2 separate regions of the Homo sapiens genome follow, and region 2 is linked to region 1. Evidence: chromatin loops called from intact Hi-C (ENCODE). Cell type or tissue: heart right ventricle. All regions are shown on one strand. Each heading gives the region's core, and the rest is flanking DNA. Links, peaks and the distances in the headings are about the cores only.

What was found. A loop is a pair of places that touch in the nucleus more often than their neighbours do. Peaks named below come from ENCODE experiments on the same cell type or tissue, not always from the same donor. Only the 100,000 strongest peaks of a DNase experiment are listed, where the experiment ranks them.
Region 2: a loop joins it to region 1, with 11 times the contacts of the local background. A loop is called at or near these places in 6 of 110 quality-filtered maps.

What each region holds. Positions count from the first base shown.
Region 1 is chr9:121,774,268-121,784,990 of GRCh38, forward strand. It overlaps DAB2IP (DAB2 interacting protein), which reads left to right. Exons shown (of 16, transcript NM_001395010.1): 13 at 1-145; 14 at 1,931-2,124; 15 at 7,197-7,284; 16 at 8,064-10,723. The coding sequence ends at 8,231. Among named protein-coding and RNA genes, the nearest start is that of DAB2IP, 130 kb to the left of the region's middle. RefSeq lists an enhancer at 7,328-8,317. In heart right ventricle, for the core only: no CTCF peak of the experiment used is centred there; a DNase peak (open chromatin) is centred at 5,407; H3K27ac peaks cover 3,275 bases.
Region 2 is chr9:121,719,487-121,730,209 of GRCh38, forward strand. All of the region lies in intron 3 of DAB2IP (DAB2 interacting protein), which reads left to right. Among named protein-coding and RNA genes, the nearest start is that of DAB2IP, 73 kb to the left of the region's middle. RefSeq lists an enhancer at 707-1,234. In heart right ventricle, for the core only: no CTCF peak of the experiment used is centred there; DNase peaks (open chromatin) are centred at 2,474 and 5,685; H3K27ac peaks cover 8,000 bases.

The DNA.
Region 1 (10,723 bases), core at 456-8,455:
ACCTGTGAGCCCCAATGCCCTGGACCGCACAGCCGCTTGGCTCTTGACCATGAACGCGCAGTTGTTAGAAGACGAGGGCCTGGGCCCAGACCCCCCCCACAGGGATAGGCTAAGGAGTAAGGACGAGCTCAGCCAAGCAGAAAAGGTAAAACTGGACCCTGGCGGCTCGGGACAGGGCGGGGCTGCCTCCCGGCAGCAGCTGGTAGGAGTCTCTCCCCCAGGTCCCCCAGCAACGGGTGCTGCTGTCCTTGTGAAGGGCCCGTCACCTCTGAGCCCCTGTTCCCTGTGAGAATAGCAGTCAGTGGGGTCTGGAAGAAAAGCAACAAGAGGGATGGATTAGCAGCTTAGACCTGAGGCTTCCCATCTGCAGATTGGAATCACCAGGGAATTGTCTTGGATACAGACTCCTGGGACCTCTGGGAAGGCTCCTTAGCCCAGGCAACTGAGGCAGTTGAGCTTCCTGAGGACCTGGGGGTTGAGGGCTGAGGGTGCCCAAGTGACATATAGAAGCCCCCCTGAGGGAACTTGGTACCTGAGGAGGCAGAGGCATGGGTCCCCAGGATGGCTGGGAGAGCCACCCCAGCCTGGCCCCCAAGGCTTGTGCCTGCCCACGGCCTGGCTCTTCACCCCTCTGGTCTCCACCAGGGCCTGGGAAAGAAACAGCAGTTACCAGCTTGGGGGGTGGGGTCAGGCTGCCATTGAGATGTTTTCTTCCCCACCCCCGGGAAAAGAATCTACTCTAAAAATGAAACTCTCACTCTGCCACACACTCTGCCATCTGCTGGGGCAAGGGGATGCTTCGTTGGTCTCCCAAGCCTTCCAGCTGTGGCAGCTGCTCTGGATCTGGGGGTAGTTTTTGTCTCCTACTGCCAGCTGCAGTCCATGTAGACGGAGGAACCAGCGCAGGCCCCAGAACGGCAGGCGCTTCTCCACTCCCCTCTGGATGCTCTCGCCCCGCTGGGCCCCAGGAAAGCCTGTGGCAACCTCTCGAGCAAGGGTATTGGGGTCAGAATGGCAGAACTCCTTCTCCCCGGCCTCAGGCGAGGCCCGTCTCCATGCTGCATCCTGCCACCGCCACCATCCCCGGTCCGCTACATCCACCTGCTTTCACCATAGTTACATGAAGGGGACCGGGGGACAGGGAACACAGTGCTCCCAGAGCCAGAGTTTGGCTGGGGAGTGAGGAGGACTGGCCTCACTCCAGGCTTTTTGCATCCCTGTGTCCTCATGGCGTCTGGCCCCTCTCGATCCCGGCGTTGGCCTTTCCTCGCTCAGCGCAGAGCACCTGACTCCTCTCTGCAGCCACGCCGCTTCCCAGCCTCGTCCACATCCCTGCTCCTCCCTGATGGTTGGGGTCTGTGCTGGACTGAGGCAGATCCAGAGCCTGGACCACCTGCCTTTCAGTTCTCTCTCTCTCCATTTCCTCATGCCACTGCCACCCCCTGGCTTTAGATTCAAACAGAGGCTGGGAAGCTGGGATCTTACCCTGCTAGTCAGTCGCTCTTCATGTGACATGGTCACCTTGTCTGGGCCTCAGTTTCCCCTCCTGCAGAGCTCCCACCTCTCAGGGTGCTGTCACATGTCCTTCATGTATCCAAGGGTTTTTTAACCTTTGTCATATAAAAGTTCAAAGCCCTAGTTACACCCTCAGTCCTGGGACTTGGGTCTAAGTCTTCATCCCCGCTGTAGCCATACAGGTCAGGCTGGGAGTTTGGAGTGGAGGCCCCACGGTGGGGCACAGGCACGCGTCTGGCTGCAGCCCCCACCAGCTGGGCTCCTTGGGCATCTCCTTGCTATGTGAAGTGGGCGGGTCACAGCCACTGGGGCCTTTCAAGTGGGGCTCCCTCCTACCCTTCCTCCCACTCGGGCTGACGAAGCTGTGCTCTCTGTGTCCTGGGTGCTGTGCCCGTGGACGCTGCCCTCCTGGTAGGACCTGGCGGTGCTGCAGGACAAGCTGCGAATCTCCACCAAGAAGCTGGAGGAGTATGAGACCCTGTTCAAGTGCCAGGAGGAGACGACGCAGAAGCTGGTGCTGGAGTACCAGGCACGGCTGGAGGAGGGCGAGGAGCGGCTGCGGCGGCAGCAGGAGGACAAGGACATCCAGATGAAGGGCATCATCAGCAGGTGGGGCCCACACCTGCCTGGCCTGGCCACAGGCACAGGCAGGGCAGCCATCGCTGCCTTCGAGGAGGCCCCTGGTCGGGGAGCCTCCTCAAAGGATAAGCTGAATGTGGAGAGAGGAGGGAAGAGAGTGTCTGGGCAGTGGGAGCAGCGTGAGCACAGGCCTGGAGGCAGGAGGTGGCCTGGAGGGTGGGCAGCCCATGCAGAATACAAAGCTGGGGATGAGGCTGGACCAATGACAGCTGGCTCCCGACGGGCCTGAGCCTCTACAAGGAGCCATACCATCTTAGTAAGCACTCTCAGGGGCGCTGAGAAGCTGGATTGGGGGGTGCCAGGAAAGACAGGGAGGACCCCAATACAGGGTAAGAAAAGTGGGAATGAGTCTCAGTTACGTATAGTAGATGAAGGTGGAAGACACAGCGTAGCCCCCAGATTCCTACCAAGAGTGTCTGGGTGTGGGCGTATCAGGGTACCAGTTACTGAGCTGGGAACTGTTAAGAGGAGTGGTTTGAGTGGGGAGGGAGAGGGGGATGGTGCCAGTCTGATATCCTGAGTTTTAAGGGGCCTGGGTTATCTGGGAAAGGGCTTCAGAGGAACAGCGGGTTTTAATGCTGACTCTCATCTTTTTGAAGGCTTATGTCAGGCCCCATGTTGGTGCCTCCATCTCTGTCTCTGGCTCTGCCTATGGGTAGGGCATCCCTACCTTGGTGTCAGGCAGGGAGTACAATCAACCCCAGGGTCCCAGTCGTGGAGTTTACTTCCTTCTCAGTAATACCAGGCACGGGAGGAGAGACAGTGTGTCTTGTTTGAATTGGCCTGGTCTAAGACCCCATCAGCTGGACAGACCAAGCAGGTGTGCAAGAGCCAGGAAGGCCTCTGCTCCATGTTTTGTCTATGACATAAGCCCTTCCCAGATTCCTCCTATTTAGACCACCTGTTTCTCTGTTCCTGACTGTTGTTTGCTCCATTTACTTGTAGTTTGGTTCATTATGAAATAGTTAACATGAGTGAAACCAGGGTGGCTAGAAACCTGCTGTTCACTTGTTCTCCAGCTCTGCTCTTGGCTCACCTTGTGTGTGTTTCCAAGAATGGAAATGCTTTTCAATTTAACTGCCTTCTCTACATTGTGTGTATTCTCTGATATTTGCATGTTCTGAATTCAGAGACTTGCTTAACACGTTCGTTTCTACTAACCAATCCTGGAATATTTCCTCCTTAATGTAAATGTCAGTTAGGTAGATAGTGTTCAAGTATTCCATATCCTTACTGGCTTTTCTATTTCTCCCTTCATTCCAACTGGTTTTTGCTTTATGTACACTGAAACTATTCTTAGGTGCATATACATTTAGGCTGTTTATGTACTATTGTTGAATTAATTCCAACTGGTTTTTGCTTTATGTACACTGAAACTATTCTTAGGTGCATATACATTTAGGCTGTTTATGTACTATTGTTGAATTAACCTCTTTGTCATTATAAAATCACTTTCTTTATCCCTTGAAATATTCTTTGCTCTGAAATCTGCCTTGTCTGCTATTAATGTAGCCACCCCAACTTCCTTTTGATTCGTGTTGGTATGGTATAGCTTTTTTTATCCTCCTGCTTTTAACTCATTGTCTTGGTCCATTCAGGCTGCTATAACAAGGTACCTTAGACTGGGTAATTTATAAACAACAGAATATGTATTGCCCTCAGTTCTGAAGTCTAACATCAAAATGCCAGCAGATTCAGGGTATAGTGACTCTCTGCTTCATATTATAGTGCACCGTTGCTGTGTTCTCACATTGTAGGGGGTGTGAGCAAGCTCCCTTGGGCTTCTTGTATAATATAAAAGCACTAATTCCATTTTTGAAGGCAAAGCCCATAGGATGTAATCACCTCTCAAAACCCCTACCTATTAAGATAATCAATCACCTTGGGGGTTAGGTGTCAACATATGAATTTAGAAGGTGACACAAACATTCAGAGCATAGCACCCATCTATATATATGAAGTGGGTTTATTTTACGGGCACCATACTATTGGGTCTTGCTTTCGTCTAAATGGTTCTGCCTTTTTATTGGAGTGTTTTGACCATTTACATTTAATGTAATTATTGATATATTTAAATCTGTTGCCTTGTTTCCTATTTGTACCATCTGTTCTTTTTTTCCTGCCTTCTTTTGGACTGAGTATTTTTTTATGATTCCATTTTCTCTCCTATTGACTTATTAGCTTTATCTCTTTGTTGCTCTAGGGCAGGGATTGGCAAACTTTCTACAAAGGAGCAGATCAAAAGTATTTTAGGCTTTGTAGGCCATATGGTCTCTATTGCAACTGTTCAGCTCTGCTGTTACAGCAGAACTATTTGTGTGAGATGGCTATTTACAAAAACAGGCAATGGTCCAGATTTGGCCCTCACCCTGAGGCTGTAATGACAGGGAGTCTGTCATTGTCTTTGTTCCTCTGTACTTTATGTATCTGTTTTCCCTGGCTATTTATAAGATACTTTTTTTTTAAATCACTGGTTGTCAGTAGTTGGATTGTGATGTTCATTGGTGTGGTTTTCTTCTAATTTCTTGGGTCTTGGATTTGTATGTCTGCAGTCCCACCTCCCCCCATTTCTTTCTCTGGGATTCCTAGCACACGTGCATTAGGCTGACTCATTTTGTCCCGTATCTCACTGATGCTCTGTTATCTTCTTTCTTCATTTTTTTTCTGTTTCTTCTCTTTGATAGTTTCTATGACTATGTCTTCAAGTTTGCTAATTATTTCTTCTTCTGTGTGTAACCTGCTATTAATCTGATCCAGTATTTTTTCACAGCAGATAATTATATTTTTCACCTCTTAGAATTTCATTTTGCTTTAAATTCCATCAGTTTTAATTCTCATTGTGCTTTTACTTCTGTTTTCTGAAACATGTAGAATATATTTATAATACCTTGTTGTTTTCATGTCCTTGTCTAATTCTATCATCTGTGACATCTGAGTCTGTTTTTACTGATTTATTTTCCGCCTGCTTATGAGTTTTCCTACTTCTCTCTGTATACTTGGTAATTTTTGGTTGGATGCCAGGCATTGTGAATCTCACAGTGAGGTGCTGAATGTTTTTGTGTTCCTTTAAATCCTTTCTGGGGGCTTTATTCTGGGAGACAGTGAGGTTACTTGGAATCTGTTCAATCCTCTCAGGGTTTCCTTTTAAGTTTTGTTAGGCTGCGTCCTGCAGAGCCTTTAGTCTTGGCCTAACGTGGCCCTGCTCTGAGGGGGTTTCCTTCCCCGGGTCCTCTGTGATTCCCAGTGTTGGTGCGTCACTGCACTCTCACTGGTACAACATGAACTGCTTCTGCGATTGTTTCGTGTTCTCCTTTCTGACGGTTCTTGCCTAGCCTGGTAATTTTCTCATCTGCATGCGGATATTATTCAGTCAGAGACACAAGGGGAACCCCCACTCGGGAGCTATGTGGAGTTTCTCTCTGCCTCTTGCTCCTCTCTGGCTTCTGCCCTGCAAATCCCACACCTCTTGACCTTCCTGACCTGCCTGTCTCCTCAACTCAGTGAGGCTGCTGACTCCGCCTTCCCTCTGCTTCCAGGCCGTTCACTGGGCTCTCCTTGTTGGTTTCTGTTCTCCTAGAAATTATTGTACTGCATTGCCTGTATTGTGTCCATTTTTCTGGTTTGTTTGTTTGGTTGGTTTTTAATAAAGAGATGGGGTCTCGCCATGTTACCCAGGCTGGTCTTGAACTCCTAGTCTCAAGTGATCCTCCCTCCCTGGCCTCCCAAAGTGCTGAGATTATAGGCGTGAGCCAATGTGCCCGGCCCTATTTGTTTTTAAGACAAGAGAGTAAATACAATCTCCTTCCAATCTAATTTTCCTTAATAAAACAAATACCCTCCTGCCACCCCACCCCCAGCACAAGCTTTCCTCAGAGTGATACCTTCCTGTACTGGGGAACCTGCCCCGGAGGGTCCCCCCCGCCACCACCGCTCCTCCCAGTTAGTGCTCCCTGAACTGCTGCCCTGCTGCCCCCATTACAGTCCCGTGCAGAACCGGCCCCGGCACAGTGGCTCCCTGTGTGTCTTCTGTGAGTGGGCTAAGTGCTTGCCCAGTGTGCGGTGGCTGCTCTAGGCTGGAGGAATCAAGAGGGCAGGGATGGAGAGAAGCCTTGGGAGTGGAGGGCTCATCTAAGAGTGTGTGGAGCAAGGAGAAGGGAGGCTGAGGCCAAAGCCCTGTGGACCCCCATGTCCAGAGGCAGACAGGACAAGGCATCTAGGAGACAGGCAGACCCAGAGAGTGTGGGGTCTCAAAGCCAAAGGAGAGTGGGAAGGTGGGAGTGCCCAGCAGTGAGAGTGTCTCAGGAACCAGCCAGGTGGGGCCAGGAGGGCTCCCAGGCAGGGAGCAGCAGGACGGAGCCGGCCTCCTGCCCACTGAGCTTCCGCGGGTGGTATGTCCCCCAGCTACTGCTCATTGTTCTGCCTGCACACCTGTCCTTCAGATGTCTCCTACTGATGTGCGACCTCCCAGCCCACCCTCCAGGGAACGTCACTGCTTCCTGCTCTTTGTTCCAGGGACCTGAGCTTTCCACTAGCGCAGCTGCTCCGTGCAGGGTGTAGTTAGTTACTCGTGCCTCCTGCCTTGTGAACTCCTTGAGGGAAAGGACTAGAGTTCATTCATCTTGGCACCTCGCGTACAACTTTGTGAAGATGGCGGGGGCAGGGTGGAAAAAGTTCTAGAGCCTTTCAGGGCCTTCGTCTTTCCACCACCTGCCTAGCTCTAGGGGTTTGAAGATCTAATGCCCATTTCCACCCATCTTGGCTCCTGGAAGAACATCGGGAAAGGGGCAGCCCGGGGGCCTCTGGGGCTTTAGGAGCAGCGAGTGTGGGATGTGGAGGTGAGGAAGGAGGCCCAGCAGTGTCAGTTGCTGGGAGTCGGCTGGAGGGCCTCTGCCCCAGGCAAGTATGGGAGGCAAGTCTCTGACCCAAGGAGGGGCTCTCCTAGTGTGTCCCTGCTGTGTGCGGGGGTGATGGGCTTGTTCTCACACCCTCCCCACCTCTGCTGCCTCCAGGGCCAGTCTGACTGTCTCTGTCTCTGGCTATAGGTTGATGTCCGTGGAGGAAGAACTGAAGAAGGACCACGCAGAGATGCAAGCGGCTGTGGACTCCAAACAGAAGATCATTGATGCCCAGGTGGGGGCTCCGGCCCTTTGGTCAGCCACAAGAGTTAAAGGGCCTGGGATTAGGAGGGGTGACTAGCCTCTCCATCCTCAGTCATACCTCACTGCAGACACTGAGGGGAATAAGAAACCAGAATCTGCCCTGAGAAGTCAGACCTGTGGTCTTAGTGGGCCACAAGCTCACTAGGACAGGCTGTGAAAGGAGAGAGGCAGCTCCTCCCCTGCCAGGGCTCTTGGCGGGCATTGTCTTTCACCAGGACTGCTGACCAAAGAGTGGAAGCCACCAGGAGGGCAGTGGGGGTAGGAGTGAAGGCAGGCTGGTCAGAGGGAGCAGTGGGGCTCTCGTTCACAACTATGGCATCCGGGCTGCATTGAGGGGAGACGTGAAAGGCTCTGTGGCCCCAGCCTCCTTTACTCAGGGCTGCACCGCTTTCCTTTCACTCACCCAGGAGTAGGCTGGGCCTTGCTCAGGCTGTAAACTGCACAGACCAGGAGCTGTGACCTCTGGTGTGTCATGCACACACATGTGAGCAAGGGTGCCTGCCCTAGGGGCCGCAGGCAGCCCATAGACAGCACTAGAGCTGCTGCATTTGGGCTGATAAGCAGGCAGCGAGGCTGTGTCCATGATGCTGCAGAGGCCTCTGCCTACCTTCTCTTGCCAGCTGCTCACAGCCCGGAGCCTGCCTGCCACCCTCATCTCCAGGCCACCCCCTTCCCCGATGCTTGTCGTAGGTATACACAGCCCTAAGGAGCCTGTCCCATGACCCCCGCTCACATCCCCATTGTCCACAGGAGAAGCGCATTGCCTCGTTGGATGCCGCCAATGCCCGCCTCATGAGTGCCCTGACCCAGCTGAAAGAGAGGTACAGCATGCAAGCCCGTAACGGCATCTCCCCCACCAACCCCACCAAATTGCAGATTACTGAGAACGGCGAGTTCAGAAACAGCAGCAATTGTTAACCTGCCTGAGGAGGGAGGAAGCTACCCAAGGAGAGGGGGACTATGGTGGCCAAGGGCAGGGTCTCGGCCTGGGGAGGCACCCACGGTTGCAGCCCCAGCGCGGGTGTCAGGAGGCCGAGCCTCCCCTCCCTGCCGCTGTCCAGGAGGCGGCCGCAGAGGGAGCCACCAGAGACTGAAGCAGCGTGAGGCGAGGTCACCAGCCGCTCCCTGTGGGGTGCGGGCAGAAGAGACTGCACGCTGGGGAGTGGGGACAGCCTGATGGGGCAGGGGGCCTGCCAAAAATATGTCTGTTGGTTCCTGAATGTGGTGTGTCCTTGTCCTCCTGGATCTGGCCGAGTGCATGTGTCCCCCCACACCTGTGCCAGGGAGGGGGCTTCCTGGAGGGGGGATTCAAGGGCTAGGGGCCTACACCTGTGGCTTCCCCTCGCCTCCTTGGGGGGCCCGGGACTCCCTGGCAGCCAGGCCCTGTCATGTGGGACCTGGCACTTGGCAGATCAGTTGGCAGGCAGGAAGATAGGAGGACACAGAGCAGGAGGTCAGTGTCCCCTGCCTGTCTCCATCCGAAGCACCTGCCACTGCATGCAGCCTGTTGGGACCTTCCTGGCTGTGAGGAACTGAGGATTCCTACCCACCCACCCCCTCTGAACCTGTCCCCAGAGCACCACCTGCTACCTTCTTCCCTGCCTTAGTTGTATTGCCAGATAGACCCAGTGAGGGCCATGGCTTTTTCTTGTGAGCTCTTGTCCCTGTGGGGAGGACCCACAGCTTCCCACACCTCCCACACAGGCCCAGGCTGATGCTCTAGGGCTCCCAGAAGCCAGAGATCTGGGCGGATCTGGCCAGATGGCTCTGAGCACTGTATCTGCCTTCTCCTGGGGCCCAGCACACCCAGGGCACAGTGGTCCTGTAGGGAGTGCCACCTGGTGCTCACCCTGAAAGAAAAGGTGATCCTTCCTCTGAGTGATGGTTTAAAAAAAGATTCTAACGCCTGCAGGCCCTGAGAAGGTGGATAACTGTGATTTTTTTTCCTTTCACAGTATGCATTAGAAACAAAAGCCCGCTTGCTCGCTTGCTGGAACACAGGGGCCTTTTAAGTTGAGCGTGCGCACTGCATGGGAAATAGCGGCCCTGGAGGATGTTAGACTTGCTCCCTCTCCAAGACAGCAGCAGCCTGCACCTGCCCCGTGTGTGTGGCCGGCCTCCTCCTCACCCTTCCCGGCCCCCGGCCAAGGACCCAGGCGCTGCATACAGGGGAGGGGCGCACCCCACAGCTGGGGCCGGTTTTCCTCAGCTCTAGGCTGTTCTGTAGCTTATCTGCCCCTCCCCCACTTTCAAGACAGATGAGCAGGAGCTTGGGTCTCTCTCGGCCCCTGTCTGTTCCCAGCCCCTGCAGATTCTGAGCAAAGGCCCTGGGTAAGAAGGGTGGGAGTGGGGCCTTTGCCAGCAGAGCCAGGGCAGGGCGAGCTGCAGGAATCACCCCTCTGCCCCTGCAGCTGGAATGTGCCACAGAGGCCCCACCTGAAGGGTGGATGTGCTGGAGGGGTGGCCCAGAGCCATACTGCGTCCACCCTGAGCTCGGGGACAGGTGACAGTGGCTGCTCTGGGAAGGGGCTTTTAGATGTAACCTACAATTCAGTTAGGCTAGAGACAGATGCTGGTGGAGGAAGGGCTGGGCCACCAGGGATCACAGACCACAGGAAGATGGGAGGTGGAAGCAGAGGCCCTGCCCCCACCCCTTCCTGTCTCACTCTTCTGTCTTGTCCCCACCCATGCGCCTTCGTGCCTGAGACCAGGGTGGCCACACAGGCAGGGCCTGGCTCCAGTCTCATCCTCCCATTGCCCAGTGAGCCCTGCTCTTCTCTCCCCAGCCCCCTCCCACCGCTGCCTCGTAGAGTGACCTCGGACAGAGCCCCCCTAGCAATACAGGGAGGCTCCCGGGGCCTGGACAGGCGGGCTCGGAGGCTACCCGCTGTGGCCGGTGCCAGCTGCCCTTGCAGGGTGGGTGAGCTCTCAGGCCGAGAGCCTTATTTACCTAGTGCAAAAACTGTAAAAGTGTACAGACTCTTCACAGATTTTTATCTTAATTGCAAGTCTGCCGATTTTGTAAATGTTCTTGGTGTTTGACTGTAATGTAACTATCTCACCTAATGGTTGTACATATCCTTTGGTCCTGGTGCTGCCGAGGGCTGGCCGGGACTGCTGCTCTCCCAAGGGTTTTATTTTATTTCTGAATCTAGAGAACAGTATTGGGCAGGAGGAAAAGGCTTGGTGTCTGCGGGGGGTGTCTTCCCTGCCTGTGGCATTTGTGTGTTGGCTTTGCAGCTGCTGTCTGAGTAGTGGCCACTGGGGTGCCTTCACTGGGCCAGTCAACGGGGGGCTCCTGCCCAGGCCACAGAGAACCTGAGTTCCCGGGAGCTGGGCCCTGCCTGCAGCCAGGGCTGGGGTTGCCAGAGGCCCTGGAGGGAAGGACAGTCCCTGCTGGGGAAGAACAG
Region 2 (10,723 bases), core at 1,426-9,425, 54 kb before region 1:
AGTCATTGAGACTGCAGTGAGAGGTGGGAAAGGGCCTGGAGCATCGGGAGAGTGAGAAATCATTGGGAAGGGCAGGAGCCAGCATTAAGGAGAGGCAGAGATAGAGAAGGTGAGCTGGTTAGAGGCTTGGCCCAGACCCGTGTATGTGCCAGATTAGACTGGGGGAGGGAGGGCCCAAGGATAAGCATCCCTTTGTGCCAGGTGCTTCATCTCTTAGTGCTTACAGTGACCTGAGAGGTGTGCTTGTTTTAGAGATGGGGAAACCAGATGCAGAGAGGTTTGGTGGCTTGACCAAGGTCTCATGGGCTAGTAAGAGGCAGAGCCAAAATGTGAACCACCAGCAACATGACTCTCAAGTCCTCTGGTGGCCACCACCTGTTTGGGATGGGGTGGCAGCTCCTCTCAGGGCAGGGGCCCTGTAGTCTACTCCCCAAGCAGGTGTGGGGGCCACTAAGAGAGTGTATGGCCCACAAGGTTCATTGTTAGGTCCTAGGCATGTGTCCAGGTGCACATAGACACCTTCAGTGAACCAGATTGTTCACCAAGCCTGGCAACTCTCTTCAACTAGGCCCTATTGGAAAATGGGTAGGATGCCAGGCAGCCTACAGCTGGGCAGCTCCAACTCTGGCCTCTGTTGCCCAGCAGCCAAAAGGTGGGGCTCTTGTAAGACCTGAGCCCCTCACCCCGTGTCTGGGTCCTGTAGCATTTCGGTCCTTACTTCCTTGCAGTTCTCAGGGTGTGGCAGTTGTCTGTGTGCCTCATTGAGTGGCAGATCTCCTGTGGACCGGGCCCAGGCCTCCTCTCTGGGCCTCTGGCACCTAGCATACAGCCTGGCCCAGCACAGGTGCCCAGTAAATGTTTGTACCATGAACGATACATTGAGCACCTACTGCGTGCCGGGTGCTGTGCCAGGCCCTGGAATAATTAACTTCGGCATGGCACTTTATGATTCACAGAGCTCCTCCCAGTCCCCTTAGGAGTCTGATTGTCTCAGATCAGGTATTTATTTCCCTGTTTTCCAAACAAGGAAACTGAAGCTTAGGAAGAGGAGGGCTGTAGCCTCAGGTCACATCTGTCAGCCAGGGAGGGGCAGAACCAGCCCCAGCCACTGCCCACTCCCTGCTCCCTGGGCAGTGAGCACACCCTGGAGGCTGACAGCTGTTTCTTTCCAACCCCTGCAAGCAAGAGATAGAGCACCCTGGCTGGCAGGGAAGCCAGGCCAACAGAGAATCCGTATCCCAGGAAGCAGGGCTCCTGGGGGCTGCAGTAGGCACCTGGCTCATCCTCAGGGCTCCACCCAGCAGGAGCAGGGGCCTCCTCTTCCACTACCAAGGACCTGGTTGCTGGGGACAATTGTCTGTGTCTGGGGTAAGTCAGAGGCAGGAGAACAAAGAGAACCCTTCCTGCCAATGCCACTCTGACCTTGAAAACCCTGTGGGGTTTCATTTACTCGAAAGAAAAAGGGAAGAGTTGGTTACCAGCTTCAAAGAGGGGCAGACCTCCTGCAGGCGAGCATTGAGGAAACCTTGGCTTTGTGAGTTATTGCTGCCAAATTTCTCCTTTTCAGTTTAACAGAAGTCCTGGGGATCACTGTCCATGGGCTGGGGAGGAATCCGGCCACCTTTTTTAGAAGGCAGGAAGGTGCCAGGATCACTGCTCTTACTTTGGTTGGGCTCTAGGTGGCACAGCTTCTGATGTAAAGATCAAATAACAATAGGGAGATCTGGATGCAGCCTGAAGGCTCACCCCAGTGTCTTGCTGCAGGTGTGCCCAGCTGTGGGACCAGGACCCCAGGAAGGAAGGGCATTGTTCTGTCCCTGCTGTGGGAGTCTCTCAGGGAAGCAGCATAGCACTCAGGAAATCCTGGGCACCGTGAAGGGCTGTGTATTTATTCCTTATTCCACAAACAATAAGCAAGTCCCTGCTGTGTGCCAGGCACTGAGTGGGATCCTGGGAGAAGGATTGATGTGTTGTGGGTCCTGCCATGTCCTGCCTGTTGTGACAGTCCACCACTGTAGTGGCATCTGTGTCCATCTGGAGAGTACATGTTCTGCTAAGGGGGGCAGCAGCCCCTGCACCATGGCACTGGGCATTTGGTGGCAGGCCTTTGGATTTATAAGAGAAGCCAAAAATCTAGAGGTTTTTTTGTGACATTTTAAAATTTCACATCTTTAAATGTTGGCATTTGATTCAAAACTTAAAAATGTCAACACTGTGTGGGCTAAACAAAACATGAATGTTGACCAAATACAGCTCATACTCTTTAGTTAAAGACCTTTATCTTAAAGGTTGGATAAAACCCAGATGGGCAGAGGGCAATAGGCAAGGTCTTCCTGGGGAGGGGGCACCTGGACAGAGGGGTGGTGGTGGGAATCTGCCTGAGCATTTTCAGGGCAGCTGGGAACTGGGAAGTGAGGGGCGGAACTGATGGGGCCCCGCCCAGTCATGGAATCCTTGCATGCCCTGGACGTGCAGATGTGCTGCAGGCCTGACCCAGGCTGCCCTGAGAGCCTCCAGCTGTGTCCATCCCTCCAGTCAGCAGCGTTTACCCAACACCGTCACATAAATGAGGCTTTGGCCAGGCAGGAGCTCAAGGAAGAAGGGTCATGAGTATTTAAGAGAAACCTCCAGGACACACGATCCTCATCTCCAGGAAAGCTATGGAATGGGGGCTGTCGATCTCTCCGTTGTCCATGCATGCATGTGACCTCCCCTGCCATTTGCATTTGCTCTCCTGCAGCTCCTTCAGGTTCTGGGCTGGGCCAGGAGGGCTTTCGCAAGAACACCTAAAAACCCTTGGAAAGGGGCTCTTCCCTTCTCCTCTTCCTGTTCCTCCCCTGCAGGAGTCCTGCATTGTTCAGAGGGTTTGAACGGCTCTGGCCAAAGCCTGTTTGGGTGTCTTCCTGTTCGGGGCCTGCAGTTATGACTCCTCCCTTTTTCTCAGTTTCTCCCCGTCTGCCACTCCCCCCATGATCCATATTTGAGTTTCTTCTAAATGATCACCTGCAGAAATGGTCCTTCAGATTGTCCCAGAGATTTGCCCAGGAAACTTTCATTGAGCCCCTGCTGTATGCAGGGCCTTGGGCCAGAGAGGGGACTGAAACCCAGGGCTCCCACTGACTGGTAGAGTAGACAGCCACACAGACAGCCAGTGGGTTTGAAGAAGAAACTCAAGTGTGGATCATAGGGGGAGTGACAGACAGGGGGAAGAAACAGAAAAAGGGAAGTTATGACTGCAGGCCTACCTGGGAGGCTGAGGCAGGAGTATCCTTTGAGCCCAGGAGTTTGAGTCTAGCCTGGGCAATATAATGAGACTATGTTTCAAAACAAGATAAGTTAAAAAAATTGCAAGTATAGAGTACCAAATTCCAGGCACTATAAAGCAAAAAGTAACAAAACTTCTATGCCACTCCCACCATAGAATCTCTTACTCCACCAAAAGCCACGGTGGACTGTTGGTCGGGGACTTTTTCTGCAGACTTTTTTCTGTGGCCAATGAAATGATCTTATCCACGTCCCTGTGCCTGGAACAGGCCACCCAGCATGCTCCTGCTTCCTTGGCCTGCAGAAGGACTGAGGGAGCCTAGCTGCCATGGCCCAGAGCCCTCTCTCCCAGCACCCACAGCCTTTAGTCCCATAGCTATGGTGCTGGGTGGCCCTCCATGGACGGAGTCTGTGGCTCTGGAAGGAAGAGGGCATGGTCTTTTCCCAGCAGTGCCACACAGACTCAGGCCGTGGGCTGCCTCAGCCAGCAGAGAGGGAGGCAACAAGCAGGCTGGCTGGCTGAGGACTTCGAGAGCACACAGGGCTCCCCCAAGGGATCCTCGGGATTGAGTTATTTCTGTTTTTGCTCACCTGTGCCTGGCCCTGGGGACAGAGACAGGAATCAGCTGCAGTCCCTGCCTCCCTGGAGGAGCTCCCAGTCAGGTGGGAGAGGTGCCTGCCACCCCTGATGAAACTGTCTCTACCTCAGGTTCTCCCTGCTGCTCAGAACAAGGGACAGCCAGGAACCAGGTCCAGGGAGGAGTGTGGTCTGGGCTCAGGGGAGCCCTGGAGGAAGTGGATTGTAAGCTAAGATTGGGAGGAACTCTCCCCACCCTGGTTTCACCTGATGGGTCTTGCAGCACCTCCTGCTCAGTAAGCAAAGAACTGGATGGGAAAGAACTGACATCTGTGCAATGCAGACACTTGGAGCTGTTGTTTCATTTAGAGTACAGTGTTTTCCCCTAGAGGCCCTGTGTGGATGAAGACACAGAGCTGGTTGAGGATTGGGCCCAGGGGGTAGGGCGGAGAGGAGGGTGCATGGTGAAGATTTGTCTACTTAGGCTGGTGAGCCCACTCGGGGTGGAGCACTGGCTTAAGGCACCTTGGCCCTGCCCACTGCTGCTGGGGGACCTTGATCAAGGTACTTCATCATCAGTCAAATGGGGCAGAGAGCCCTGCCCACCTCCCAGGGCTTCTCTGAGAGTCTGCCTGACAGTCTTTCTGCCTTGGGAGCAGCAGAGCCTGGGCCCATGTTGGGGATGATGAGGATGTTGATGGTAACGAGGATAGTGACAGGGACAACATGGGGGATTGTTTACTGAGGATTCCCTCATGCTGGCGCTTGAGGTGACACACCCTCACTGTGTGCTGTGTGCCCTGCCGTCATGGCTCCCCACTGGACCCTGCACCGAGCCCTAGACTTGCTCCCCTTTCAGTCAGTTCTCTGCCCAGGACTCACTTGTTATGACTCAGGTTCCTTCCTGTGGACCCTGAATGGGGAGCACCTGACTACCTTTCCAGTTGCACTTCCCCCACCCCTCCCCGTTCCCTGCCCCACGAGTGCTCCAGCATACATCTTTGTCCTTGTTCCCTCTTCTTCTCTTCCTGGAACATTCTTTGTTCAGATACCTGTGTGGCTTGCTGCCCCACTTCATTCAAGTGTGAATCCAACCACCCGGTCAAACACAGCCCCCTCCCATCCTCTAGCCAGGACCTGGCTCTGCATTTGTCTCTAGCTGTTGAGTTCACCTGATGTTGTTACATACTTCGTGTACTTTTCCCACACTCTAGACTGTACGCCACATGCAAGTAGAACATTTATGTCTTGTACCCTGATGTGTCTCTGGCACCTAGAATCGGGCCTGACAGAAAGTTGGTGAATGAACAAACAAACATTTAATTGTACCCCATAATGTGGACACATTGCTGTCTACATTTTACAGATGGGGAAACTAGACTCAAAGAAGAGGTGGATTGACTAGCCCAATGTCATACAGCTGCAGCGGGACAGAACCAGGATTTTAGCCCAGTGTCTGTGGCCTCTGAGCCCTGTCTCAGCCAGTAGACACTCCCACCTCCCCAGAATCTAGGATGGACAGGAATGGGAGGGGGCCCAAAAAGGTGGGTAGGATTTTACCCTGGGGATTGAGGGGTGAGGCCAAGGAGGGGGTGAACCATGAGGGTCTGAGAGGGCCAGGGGCAGGTCGGGGACTTCAGTGAGGGTCAGGACAGGGAACCCTTGCAAGACAGTCTCTGAGGAGAGCACCCCCGGCACCAGCCACTCCCAAAGACCAGCCGCCTCCAGGCTTCTTGTGCTGGCTTTGGTTCCTGGCACGATTTCTGTTTCCCAGAGGAGCTCAGGCCTGGCCCGGCTTCCCAGGGTGGAGAAACACATGGTGAGTGAGTGTGTGTGCGCGCGTGTGTATGTGTGTGTGTGTCCAGCCTTGCTGTTTGCGTTGTCGTCACGTCTTCTTAATCAGCCTATTTCTGGGAGCGATGACTTCATCTCCTGTGATTCTCGACACAGCCATTGTCAGGCGTCCATGGAAAGATTGGGCCTGGCAGTGTCCATATTCCCCTAACGAGCCAGGTTGGGAGAGCCAATTGGCGGGCCCTGGTCTGACCTGGCTCGGGGGCTTATGGTCAGGTCTATCTCCAAGAGACTCCACTGCCCAGGGTCACCCTTAGATTTGGCCTCTTTGACCCTGGGGTACCCAGTGCAGCAAATTCCAGCCATTGTTTCCTGTGTGCTTCCTCTGTGTACGCTCTGCTGTGGGCAGGGGGTAGGGGACAGTCACGCCAATCTCTGCCCTCAAGGGCTCCTGCTGTCTGACAATGCAGATGAGTCAACAGACCTCACCTTAGAGGGTCTGTGCGTGAACAGAGAAGGGAGTGAGGACTCTACCAGCGCTCAAGGAAGGCTCCACTGAGTTGGTGGTTGGGCCACAGGGTGAAGGTGAAGGTTCCCTTGAGGGAGGGAAAGGGCTTTTGGGCATGCCAGGTAGTTGGGTATCACTGGGCACGGGGCGGCTATGTGTTGGGCCTGGAGAGTGCAAGGAATAGAGGGGAAGGTAGCAGGAAGGCAGCAGGGTATGGACTTGATCCTGAAAGTAGCTGGGAAGGATTTTAAGAAGAGATGGGACCTAGATAGATCAGCGATTTTAGAAGCAAGTCCTTGGCTGTGTGTAAGGGTAGGTGTGGAAAGGTGTGACACTGGGAAATATATACAGTATTTGGTTTCTTGGCACACGACTCCTGAAATCCTTAGATTCTTTAAAGTGATGTCTACTTATTTGCTAATGAGTTGACTGATGGCTGGCAGCCCCTAGGTGGCTTCAGAAAGGGGTCACAGAAAAGACCAAGGCAGGATTAGAGGGTTAGAACTTTCAGCCCACCCCACAGCCCCTGGGGCAGGGAGAGAGGCTGAAGGTTAAGTTAGTCGCCAATGGCTAGTGCTTTAATCAATCATGCCTATGAAATGAAGCTTTTATAAAAACCCAAAAGGACAAAGCTTGGGGAGCTTTCAGATAGCTGAATGCTTGGAGGTTCCTGGAGGGTTCCTAGGGAGGGCATGGAAGCTCCACGCCCCTGCCCACATACCTCTCCCTATGCATCTTTTCATTGGTATCCCTTTATAATAAACTGGCAAACAGAAGTAAATATTTCCCTGAGTTCTGTGAGCTGTTGCAGCAAATTAATCAAACCCAAAGAGGGGTTTATGGGAAACCCAGTTGATAGCCAGTCGGTGGGAAGCACTGGTAAACCAACACGGGGCTTGCAATTGGCATCTGAAGGATGGGGGGATAGTCTTGGGGACTGAGCCCTCAACCTGTGGATCTGATGCTATCTCCAGGTAGATAATGTCAAAATGGAACAAAATTAGAAGACATCTGGGCTGGTGTCTGCTGCCCAACTAATCGCCTGCTTGGTGTGTGGGGACAACCCCTCCCGCCCCCACCACATCTGGTGTTGGAAGTATTCTGCTTTGTGAGAGTATAAAAGGAAAGGGGAGAAACTGAGTTGGGTTTTTTCTACAGAAGGTGTCTGGGACAGGGAGGAAGAAGCTGGCGACTGAGGGCTCAGCCCTGTATTCCCCTTTATCTTCAAGGGGAAGGGTCTCTTTCCCCACCCTACTCCCTCATACTGTACTTCAGGAACTGGTGCCAAGGCCAGCTGAGCTCAGCCAACTGCCAGGAGCTCAGTTCCCCACCCTGGAATGCTGGTGGGCTGGGGATGGGAGGTGGAGAGGAGTAGGGATGTGGGGTGGTCTCTCAAAAATATTGTGCTGGACTTACTGCAGGCTTATGTATAGCTTTGCCTGGAGGCAGGGGGACAGTTGAATGAGTGCCAGCAGGATAAAGCACTCTGAGGGGTGATACCTTGTGTCCTGCTCTTGGCCTGGACACTCGTTACCCCCTCACCTCCATTCCCCATCTGGAGATCCCTCAAGCCCCACCTTGAAGCAGAGACACTGATGTAACAGTTCAGGCTCCTGAGCTGCACTGCCCGCGGTGAAGCTGCTTCCCAGCGTTGTGGCCTCTAGCAGGTGACTTGCTCTGTAGTGAGTTTTAGTTTCCCTCTCTGTCAAATGGGGACAAAAAGTGTAACCATTTCCTAAGATACTTGTGAGGATTAACATATGTTTTAAGAGGGAGGCTTAGCAGAGTGCCTACACATAGAGGCGCCAGCGTGCCTTAGCATGGCAGTGGGGGTGTGGCAAGGGTGAGGGCAACTGTCTTCACCATAATTGCCAAGGCTCCCTTAGGATTCAAAAAGCCAGGGATCAGAGGAGTGAGGAGGTGTGATGGGAAGGCCCAACAGGAGAGCCTGTTTGGCGGAGCAAGAAAGAGACTGGGCCCTCCTCTCCACCACTCTGTGACCTCATCTCTCTGAGCCTCAATTTCTTGGCCCAAAGAAATGGTGAGAAAAGGAATGTTGGGGGCCCCCACTGCAGGGGCAGGTGAGGAGCTAATGTATCTGTTAACACTTGTGTATTTCCTTTTCCCTCAAAGCCGAGAATCAGCTGCTTGCCTCTCTCTTGGGCAGGCATCCAGCAGGGAAATGCTTTGAAGGAAGCCTTCCCAAGCTGAGGGTAGCCAGGCTCTCCCACCTCCATCTCCTTCTCCCACACAGGGCTGTCTGCCTTCTCCCTTGTCCCTGAGCCACCACCCATCATCCTTTGCATGCCTTCATTGTTCCAGCTGCTCAGTGTTGTCTTTTTTTGTAAGAAAACAGTCCAGTTCAGCAAACATTTCATAAGCACCTGTTGTCTGCCTGGGTCTTTTTTGGGCTCAGGGCATACAGGGGATGGTTAAAGTACCAACCCAGCTATTATAGGGGAGAATATTATGGAATTGTTTTGAAAGATCTGAATGCAAAAGCAGCGATCCCAGGGCAGGAGGCCCTGGGTTCTAGGCCCTTGTTCTCCTTTCTTCCCTTGGGACCTTGGGCAACTCATGGTACTTCTCTGAATCTCAGTTTCTTCAACTCAAAACCCAGGTCAGTCTGTTGATGCCCCTGGTTCTAAGAGGCATCCTGTGATCAGTTTTGGAGTAACACCCTGTGGGCTCATCAGTTAGAGAGGTCTGTGGGAACTGCAGTTTCAGGCCATAGTGAGAACAGCAGACCCCAGAGGGAGGAGTCTGATCCAAGTTTGAGTCCCGTTCCACTGCAGCTTTTGCTAGTTGCGTGAATTTGGGCCCGTTCCTTAACTCAAAGACTGGGTTTTCTCAGATGTAAGGTAGGCATTGTGATATGCCTGCCAATAGGGAACTCACGGGTCTTATTAATGCTACTGAGATCCTGTTCTCAGATACAGGGCCTGCTCCATGCCAAGAATACATACCCAACCCTCCAGAGCTCCTTGTATCAGAGAGGGGCATTAGTGCCCAACTTAAGAGGAGCCAGTGAGGGTGGGGAGGCCTGCAGCTGGCCCAGGAGCTCTAGAATGACTGCAGGTGGGCTGGGCAGGGGCTTCTTGATTTCAACATGCACTAGTGTGGAATTCTATCTAGCTTTATGAAGAAAATGTTTGCTAATGTTATTAATAGTGTAAATGAGATTTGGGGAGGGGGGGACAGCCAGGGGAAGGGGTTATTTAAACACACTTCAAAGAACACCCTTCTCCAGTATTTAAGCAGCATCATTTGCATATGTAATAATTGTGCTAATTATAGGTGGCCTCATCTGTTAACGACAAGTTTGCCTGGTTGAGTTACATTATTGTAATCACCCAATCATAATTCTCTGGCATGCTTTTCACTAAAGATAACAACAACAATAGTAATAATGCCTGTCATTTTTTAGTCTTTTGCTCTGTGCCAGGCTTCCTCCCAGGTACTTGACAGTCATCAGCTCATTTAATCTTCACAACACCTCTGTGTCCCAAAGATTCTTATCTCCTGTGTACAGAGGATGAAACTGAAGTGCAGAGAGGTTAGGTAACCTCCCTGGGCTCACACAGCCAAGAGCCAAGGGGGAAATGCCAGCTCACAGGCTCTTTCCACTGGCTAGCACTACTTCTCTGGGGACACTTGACATGTGTTCTCACCCTTTATCTCTAAGCCTTCTCTTTCTCATTTGCTCCTCTCAGAAACCCCCATTTTACCGAAGAGGAAGCTGAGACCCTAGGAGAGAATTTGGGGCTGGGCAGGAGGTGAGCCCAGGTCCCCTTAACTTTATGACAAAACCAGCCCCAGCATACCCACCTGCCTTCCTGCAGTAAGGGATGGAGGGCAGCAGCTCCTCCATGTTCTCCTCTGAAGTCTTGAAGGAGTCCAGCCTTGAGGAGGAGGGTGCTCCTTACCTCTGCTATCAAGCGGGGTAGGCCTGGCCTCTCCATCAAAGAAATTATAAGTAAACAGGTGGGAGGACTCTAGCACACCATTAATTGCTTTACATAGGTTGTCATTAAATCAGAGATAGTATATGGATGGCTGGTGGCCAGATGTAGCCCACAAACAGGTCTCATTTGGCCCGATGGGGTGGAAAGTTTTTGTTTTGTTTGTTTGTTTAAAATCATTCACCAACACTAGAACATTTACCTTAAACATTCACCTGAAAATCTAGGTTTCTGGCTTCTATTTTAAGACAGATGTGGCTTCAGTGGGCCTATATTCCTATAGGGCAAATAATTGGTTTCTTCAGTTCACCTCAGACTCCTTTTCTCCCTGGAAGGCTCCTCCCAGCAACCTTGGGAGGTGTGTGGGTGTGTGTGGGGTTATAGTGTTCCCATTCTGCAGATAAGGAGCCTGGGGCCCAGAGGGGACCAGCTGGGCCACTCCACAAAGCTGTTGGTAAGGTCAGGACTTGAACCTCCATCCTCATCTCCACGCTTTGTGGTTCTCACTCCACCTCGCTGCCTCCCAGCCATGTCCAACCCCCACTGGCCGCCAAGGAAAGAAAGAAACTTTTCACAGGCCTAATGACTCAAAAATAAGCAACAGTAAGCCTGAAGAAC